Regions from separate parts of the Mus musculus genome. Here region 2 is linked to region 1. Evidence: chromatin contacts called from ENCODE Hi-C or POLR2A ChIA-PET data. All regions are on one chromosome and are shown on one strand. The core of a region is the stretch at or near the end of the contact, and the rest is flanking DNA. Distances in the headings are between cores, read along the strand shown.

What was found. Hi-C counts contacts between places; a loop is a spot of excess contacts on that map. ChIA-PET counts read pairs that join two places held with the same protein, here RNA polymerase II (POLR2A).
Region 2: a loop to region 1 is called in a map of T-helper 17 cell, with 2.7 times the contacts of the local background. The contact joins the promoter of Tmem165 here to the promoter of Exoc1 in region 1. A Hi-C loop is called at or near these places in 1 of 37 maps with a recorded cell type or tissue (T-helper 17 cell). POLR2A ChIA-PET finds 5 or more read pairs at or near these places in 1 of 5 experiments (Patski).

The regions. Positions count from the first base shown.
Region 1 is chr5:76,527,036-76,531,190 of GRCm38, forward strand. Exoc1 (exocyst complex component 1) reads left to right here and starts at 2,276. Exons shown (of 19, transcript NM_001289770.1): 1 at 2,276-2,427.
Region 2 is chr5:76,182,287-76,186,625 of GRCm38, forward strand. It overlaps Tmem165 (transmembrane protein 165), which reads left to right and starts at 1,594. Exons shown (of 6, transcript NM_011626.2): 1 at 1,594-2,066. The coding sequence starts at 1,860.

The sequences.
Region 1 (4,155 bases), core at 1,026-3,525:
TCTTAGGAATACTCAGTATACCCAGGGAATCTTTCCTTTCAGCAGAGCTTGTATCAACACACTTTATTATTCAATTTTATATAAAGGAAGAAGTGGCCTGAAGTAAGATGTTTTTATCTCTCATTAATTCAGCCAATATCCACAATCATCAACACTATAGCATCACCAATCATCATTACTCCAATCTACAAATCCTTTCTCAGCACCCTCAGGCTGAAGGCAGAACTACAGAATCCACGGACACTCCTGGATCACTCAGTGTCCCATTGCTGGGAAGAGACACCGTGACCACAGCAACTCTCATAAAGGAAGACATTTAGCTGGAACTTGCTTACAGGTTGAGAGGTTTAGCCCATCGCCATCATGTCTGGGCATCATTTTGAAGTGATGTGTGTAGAGATTTAAAACCCAACTGAGGGCATGAGCAGATGAGTATAGATATAATATAATTTAATATAAATATTATATAATCATTATTATTATTGCTGTTCAGTTATCCAAACAGAAATATCAGAGGCAGAGAAGTGGATACAAAAATCTGGAGTTCAGGAGTTCAGAAGAGTCTAGCCTTCTGGAATACCACTCACTTCTCAACTGTGAGGAGAGCTGTAACATAGGTACAGGGGGTTGGGGGGAAGAACAAAATGGAAGACCAAATGACAACAAAAACACCCAAATGGAATTGTCAGCTAAGATGTCCAAGGCAAACATTCTGGAGCTCAGGAGGAAACACCAGGGAAGTCTATCCAAATATATAGAACTAGATCCTGTGAGAGTCATCTCAAGTAACCCCGACTAGAAGCTGATCATTGTAGCAACAAACATGTCCCTATTCATTATTTCTCCTAGGTCTCCCAAAATTTTATCTTAAGATAAACGGTGCAAATACTGTGCACAGCTCATCTGTCATATTCTTAAGAAATTCATGCCGAGCGGTGGTGGTGCACACCTTTAATCCCAGCACTTGGGAGGAAGAGGCAGGTGGATTTCTGAGTTCGAGGCCAGCTTGGTCTACAAAGTGAGCTCCAGGACAGCCAGGGCTACACAGAGAAACCCTGTCTCGAAAAACAAAACAACAACAACAACAAAAAATTCATCCTATGTGCCTAGTCCTGCAGTGACTTGATGTCACAGGGTGGGTTGGTATCCAAGAAGGTCTCCACCCCACCCCTTCTCAGAAGAGAAGGGAAGCAGAGAATGAGGGAGAGGCTGGGAAGGAGGGTGAGAATTGGAAGGAGGGGTAGGCTAAGATCCACATGCAAAGTAAATAAATAAATGGAAAAAAAACAGCAAAGAAAAAAAGAAGAAAGAAAACCATCCTGGTAGAGTATGTTATCCTAACTTCGCAATCACCTTTTCTAGTCCTACCTCATTGCGAACTCCTTCAGTATAAAAAAATTGAATGGCTTTTTTTAATTTTTATTTTTTAACCTGGAAATCAAAATTTGCAGCACTCAATCCCTGCCAGGGATGCGGCCTAAATGAATCACTTGTCTTATAGCTCGAACTCTCGGCATCATTTATGTTTCTCACACTGAAACAAGCAAGCATCACCTTTAAAACAAAGATTCTATTTCAGTATCTGATGTGAGGTGGCATGGGTGAAGTTTCTAAAAAAACACCCAAGAAGAAGGTCTGTGCAGTCAGGGTAGAGTATGAAGTGGGTAAATGACCAAAGCTGTTTATGGGAATTAAGTGTCCAGAACTTAAGGGTACTAGTGACATCTATCCCAGAGAATCTGACTTAACTCACTAAAGTTCTTCCAAGAATCTAGTTAGCAGGGTTTTACATATGCACAGGAGAGAACATTTAATGCGCTCTCAAATGAGTTGCTACAAATATTAGAATGGGTACGTCTACAAAAAGGAAACATCACCATTATCAACTCCTCAAATCAGCCTATGCTAACAGTTCTCAACATTCCTAATGCTGCAACCTTTTAATACCTTTCCTCATGTTGCAGTGGGTCCCAACTATTAAATTATTTAATTTCTACTTTAAAACTGTAATTTTGCTACTGTTATCAATTGTAATGCAAATATCTGATATATTGGATATCTGCTATATGACCACTATGAAGGAAGGGGTCGTTTGACCCGCAGGTTGAGAATCACTGGCCTATGTGCTTGCAAGCCCCGCCCCTGTCTTTTCCACGCCCACAGTCCGCCTCTGCCCCATCCATCAAAGCGCTGTTCCGCCTCCTCCAAGTCCATTGGCCAATCTGTTTTTCCTCTACTGTCTCCATTTCCGGCTCCACAGGGTCAACTTCCGGTGCAGAGAGACACGTGACCGGATACGGGAAGTGGCGGGTTCTGGCCGCTGCTTTTCCCTGTTCAATGAAAAGTGCTTCAAAGCTGCTATTGCTGCCGGCGCCCTTCCTGAGTCCGTCTTGGAGCACCAACCTCGGCCGGCCGGCTGGCCTCGCGGTAAGCTTCCGGCCGGGGACCTGCGGTCTTGGAGGTGGTAGCCTAAGTGGAGGCAGTGTTGCATCCGCGCCGGGTCGGCCACTCCCCAGTGACCCGGCCCACCCACCCTGCTCCACTTCGGGGCTGCAGAACCCGGGCTGCGTCCTTCCTTAGCCGGTGCTGTCCGGGGCTCTGGGAAAAGGCGGAGCCGGGAGGCAGCCAAGTCTCTGTCCACAGTTCCGCCCATCCGGGACAGATTTCATTTTTGTCCTACTAGCGTGGCCTGGAAGAGAAAGACGTGACCTGGGCTTCTGCTGGTCCGAATCAATATAACATGTCCTTATAAATCTTCTAAGTGCATTGCCCAGCCTCTGAACAGTTTTTTTTTCTGGATGACATGTCTCCGAGTTGAGATGTCACTGCAGTACATGGGCCCAACCCACTAAGGCACTAGCATGGACACACAGTGTAACGATGGCCCTATTAAGCTGAAGGAAGTATGTATGTACACAATGAACCGAGGTTAGCTGCCTCTGTAACGGGCAGCCTTGAGGTTTTAGAAGGCGAAGATCTAAAGAGAACCCAGAATATGGGCGTGGTTTTTAGACCTGGGAAATAGTTGTGAAGGCCACTATTAATAATACTGGCATAATGTAAAGTTCAGTATAAACACTGGAGAATTCATCTCTAGATCCAAAGAAGACTGACTATCACAATGCTACGTCAACCCGTTCATGTCTTAAAGATTCTCCATTATACCCCAGAGTGCTGCCTGGCACTTAGTGAATAGCAATATTTATATTAGCAATATAATATAGCAATATAGTAGCAATGCTTATGTCTAATTCCTTCATGAGTTATGACCAGCCCTCTGCTGTTTTTACCGTTTACCATGTACTATGGTGAATATTGGCCATTGCTAATGGTTCTTTTGGCCAGCTTTTACTATTGCAATCAAGCAGGTTACGCCAAGAGCTTGTTAGTGAGTACCCAACACACAAACCTGTGATAGAGCACCCCTCCTCCTCCTACTACTCAAGAGATGGCTGTGGAGATCTAGGAGATGACACTCATGTCCCCATTAGATAGCAAGCATTTGCCTCGTAAATACAGTAAGGGCTCTATACATTTACATGAAAAGAGCCGTGTGGATTGAGACTTTCATTGAGTCAACTAAATACAAATGGAGAAATGTAGGTTTGAATAAGGAAAAGATAGTGGTATGCCCTGCATGGGAAAGTGCTTAAGCAAAGAAAGAACAGAGTGTTCTGAGTGCAAGGCATGTCTTGAGAAAGCTGGGTTGCTGTTGACCAGGTGTGTGGTAGAATGAGAACTGCTTTAAAGTTATTTACTAGTTTTTCAGGGAACTTGTAGAAGCCTAAAGAAAAAAGAAAGAGATAACGGGTGCTATTACTTAAAGGCAGTAAGTCTTGGTGGCTGTGTTGGCAGCAAGTTGTGGGGGAGAGGGATAGGATATGTAGATGAAGAAGTTACAGGATATGCTCACAGATTTCACGTTGGCATGGAGGAAGCAATCAATTACAGTAGAGTTTGAATCTGGGTATTCTCTTACAGATGCGAAAGTTGGAAAGAGGTAACTCTGAGGGAGCGATCCCTGGTCTGTTATTGAGTGGGACAGTATTCCCTAAAATGTTTACTGAGTGTGCACTGTGTGCCTCTCGGCAAATGCTAGGAATATAAAGATGGATAAGATAAGGTTCTTGCCAACAGAGAACTACTTTTCGGAGT
Region 2 (4,339 bases), core at 344-2,843, 350 kb before region 1:
GAGGTCTAAGTTAAAGCTAGCTCTAGCTTTGATTTGGAGCCAAGCACAGCCTCAGGAGATGGAGCCCTGTGTGGAACACAAAGAGTTACTCACTTTGGAATCTGATGCCTGGAGTTCACTTGGCAGAGCCCCAGTGAGGCCAGGGAGGTGGGCAACATGGAGGCGCTGCGAAAACCACACTCTCTTCAGACTCTGCTCCTGTAACACTGCCATGCCAGCTCCCTTCTGGGGACAGAGCTTTAGAGCCCCATTGCCTAACATCTTCTGTTGAACAGATTTCCTGTCTTGCTCCAGAGCCACTGGAACATTGCAATCAGCATCTCAGTCTCCTGCAGCTGTAGCCCTTGAGCCATTTGCTTTTTCTTTGCTTTATGTGGGGTAACTAGAATTTAGCCAGGAGGCCTTTCTCTGAGATGATCATAGACTAGAGAACGCCAGGAAAAAAAATAATAAACCTGGTCCCTAGCAGAACTCAAGGATCCGTGACACCTAACTCTTCTGCCTCCATCTACTGGGCTGCTTCTTTTATTCTCTCCACTTGACACTCCTATCTCCTCTGCAGGCCCTTTTGAGCAAGGCAAATCTTTGCAGAAAAAGGAGGTGGCTGAAGGAGTCTAGACTTCTGATCCCTGTCATGTTGTATTCTGAGGGCTCAGGACATTTACACTCCAGGAATGAACTTGGAGGTACAACAACTGCACCCCAAACTATGTGTAGGAAGCATCTTGGTTATCTCACAATACTGGGAGCATAAATAAGCTATAGCTTGAAGGGTTCTGTAAGGAGCAATGCTGAGTAGGCTAAGGAGAGGTTGCAAGAATGGCTTGTGAAACAGGAGTAGGATTTAGATTAGTGCCTGGCACATGGTTAGCAATTTGTGGTGTGTGTGTGTGTGTGTGTGTGTGTGTGTGCGCGCGCGCGTACGGTATCTCAGCTTTTCTTTAGAAAAAAAAAAAAAAATCCAGCCCTAGTCTAACGCCTAACTAACCATTCTTTCCTGTCTTCTACTTTTGCCTACTCAAGGCCTCCATCCCACAGAAACCCTAACCACTCAACTCCAAACCTTTTCAGGATATCCTATTTCAGGATAAGGCATCCTGAGCCAGGGCAGTGATGACTTTTGGTCTGCGGCTATTCAACAATGTTTTAAAATCAAGCTTGGACGTTCTCATCTTTTACTTCCGAATCTTACTTCAGAACCTTCAAAAAACCCCAGCATATGGACCCCCAAAGAACATTCTGTGTAGGCGGTCCAGGGACGTGGTGAGGGTGGGTGGATCGTAACTTAAAGGTGTGGCAGTTCCTGCCACGTAGGTAGCGGGGCTGGGACTCACTTGACATTTAATAGAAGTGGAGGTGGCGGCGGCTTAGGCCTTAAAGACCTAAGGCTCTTGAGGAAGTACTGGTAGGAGCCTGGCAGCCTGACCTCTCCAGGGCCAATAAGGGGGTCTCTGGTGGGACCCGAGAGGACGCAGGGAGAGTCCATCAAGCAGCTCCAGCTACCTGGCCCGGCGCGCCGGGTCCAATAGGACCAGTGAGCGAGCCGCACCTCAACCTGCCGGAAACGTCACGACGCCGGGCTGACGTCGGGCCAATGGGAGGTCGTGTTGGCCAGGGGGCGGGCCGGAGGAGTTGGGCCGCGGAGGCAGTTGGAGGAGTGTGTGGCTTCTGCTGCCCAGCTGCTCCGGAGCTCCCGCCGCCGGTCCGTCCCGGTCCGGTCCCCGCGTCCCGCGTGCTGCAGGGCTGCCCCCTGAGCGGCAGCCAGGCCTGACGGAGGCGCCTGCCGGCACGCCGGGCTCGACGCTTCCCTTCGCCTGCACTTCTTCCTGCCGCAGCGCGGTGCCGGCTGGGCGGGCGGGATGGCGGCCGCGGCCCGGGGGAGCGGCCGGGCGCCGACGCGAAGGCTGCTCGTGCTCTTGCTGCTTCAGTTGCTCTGGGCCCCGGCCGGGGTCCGCGCCGGCCCGGAGGAAGACCTGAGCCATCGGAACCAGGAGCCGCCGGCGCCCGCCCAGCAGCTGCAGCCGCAGCCCGCGGCGGTGCAGGGCCTCGAGCCGGCCCGGGCCGAGGTGAGAGCCCGGGCTGGTGGGGATGGGGCGGGCTGAGGCCGCGGAGCCCGCAGTCGGGTACCAGGCTCCCGCGCTGGCGGCGCCGCCCTCTTTCCGAAGAGGCTGGGGGAGGGGAGCCGGCCCCTGCTCCGCTCGCTGGGAGGAGGGTGACAAGACGGCTTTCTTAGGCGCGGCCTGGCCTGGCCTGGCTGCTTGGGGGAAGGGAAAGTGAGGGCCCCAACCGGGGCTCCCCAGAGGTCCTCTAGATCCCTGGTACCGACAGGCTTGCTCTGGATTCTGCCTTCTGCTGATCACATGGGCCATACTGAAAAGACTGGAAATCATCATCCCAAGTAGAAAGTTTTTAGTACAGAGCCGCTGGGAGACTTGTCTCTCTCGAAGTAGCATCACATTGTTGGAAGTATCAGCCATTGTTGAAGCAACCCAACCAGAGATGCTCACCCGAATTCAGCTCGGCACACCCTGTGGTTCTTGCCAGATACAGTGTCTAGAGATTATGCGTTGCCACCCTCCCTTAAAAAAAAAAAAAAAACAAAAAAACGTGTTTTGGCATGAAGGAAGTTGCCCTTGAATGCAGAGACTTGTGCCCAAAGGTAGAGCGCTCTATAGTGAGGGATTCCAAAACTCCATTTATAGGTAAACTAGAGCCTCATAAGTTTCTTTAACCATTACCAGATAGATAGAAATTAACCTTTTAATCTATGTTCGTAGAATTTCTCCTTTCTATGTTACTTTCCTCTGAGTTGGACTCTCTATTTCCAATTTTGACTCCTACATTCTGGAGTTTTTTTAGTCTCTTAGTAGGGTCCATTTTGGCATTCCCTTTCCTACTTCTGTCTTTATCTGCCCTCCAAGAGAATGGCTGTCCTGACTTGAGTACAGATCAGGGTGACCGCAGGATAGATATTCATTTTCCCATCACCATGCCGTTCCAGCTAAACCCCAGGTCTTTTAGGGACCCACCACTGCCTCGCTGTGTTCTAAACCAGTGGCTTCCAGAACTGAAACCTGACCTCTGCTCACTGCCATTTTCCCCTGAGCAAAGACCTTAGAACAGAATCCAGGCATGGGGCCTGTGGTTCAGGACCCTTCCCATCTTCAAGAGCCAGCAGAACCTTCCGGAGCCCTTCCCAGGATGCCCTGGTTAGAAGAGCACTCCCTGAGTCCTGGGCGCTTTCCTTTCTTCACAGTTCATGTTACCCTTTGGCCTTTCCAGTATTTTGTTTTTCTATGTAGTATCAGGAGATGGGAATTTCTGTGATTCTGAGTTTGGTTTTACACAGCAAGTACTTTCTAAGAATCACCTGTCCCGAATGTAGCAATGGTCTTGAGGAGAACTAAGGAAAAATTCTCCTTACTGGAAGTACTCAGGAAGAGGTCAGGTCAGTCAGCACCTGTTAGGAGATTTAGTTATAGTGACGGTAAGATTTAGTGAGAGCTGTTAAGCGGGCAGAGCAGGTGACATTTCCTGCTTGTGGATGGGGCAGTGCAGGTCTGAGAAGAGTGGTGGTTCGGAAAACCTGATTCTTGGCAGACCCAGAGCTGGAAACCAGATCCCTGCTTCTCACCCTGCCAGGTGCTGTCTGCAGTCCTTGAGTTTGCTTGAAAACCCACCCCCCTGCTAGCCATTTGTTGTAATGGGTTTAGTGTTGATGGCTAACACATTGATGTAAGCCTTTTCTCGTGATGCCCAGCCCACTCCTCTTTTGAGGGTTTTTATGTTTATCTATTTTTACACTCTTGCTTCTGACTTGGTTTCTGTCTGCTCTTCAGTGTGTTGAAGCCCTGAGAACATTGTTATAGCATACTCTTTTTTTTTATCTCTTTCCTAAGACCGTGTATGTTTTGGCATTTGCTAAGTAATTTTTCTTCTTTTTTTTTGAGACAGGTTTCTCTGTATAACCCTGGCTGTCCTGGAACTCACTTTGTAGACCAGGCTGGCCTCAAACTCAGAAATCCGCCTGCCTCTGCCTCCCGAGTGCTGGGATTAAAGGCGTGCAACCACCACGCCCGGCTGAATTTTCTATGAGAAAATTCTAAGATTTTTACATTTCAGTTCCTATCAGGTTTTAAATACTTTTATGGAAAAAACTATAAAATGAACTCAAGCAGGGAAAAAACTTTTTTTAAGAGTATATATCCAGCCGCCTTTTACTTGCTAAAGGATTTACTAGATGAAGAAAAACTCAGCTTTTATTATCTGCTACCTGTGATTTTGTTCATTTATTGATTTTAGCTTAGAAAATTGAACTGCAACTGATTATTTAGTTGTT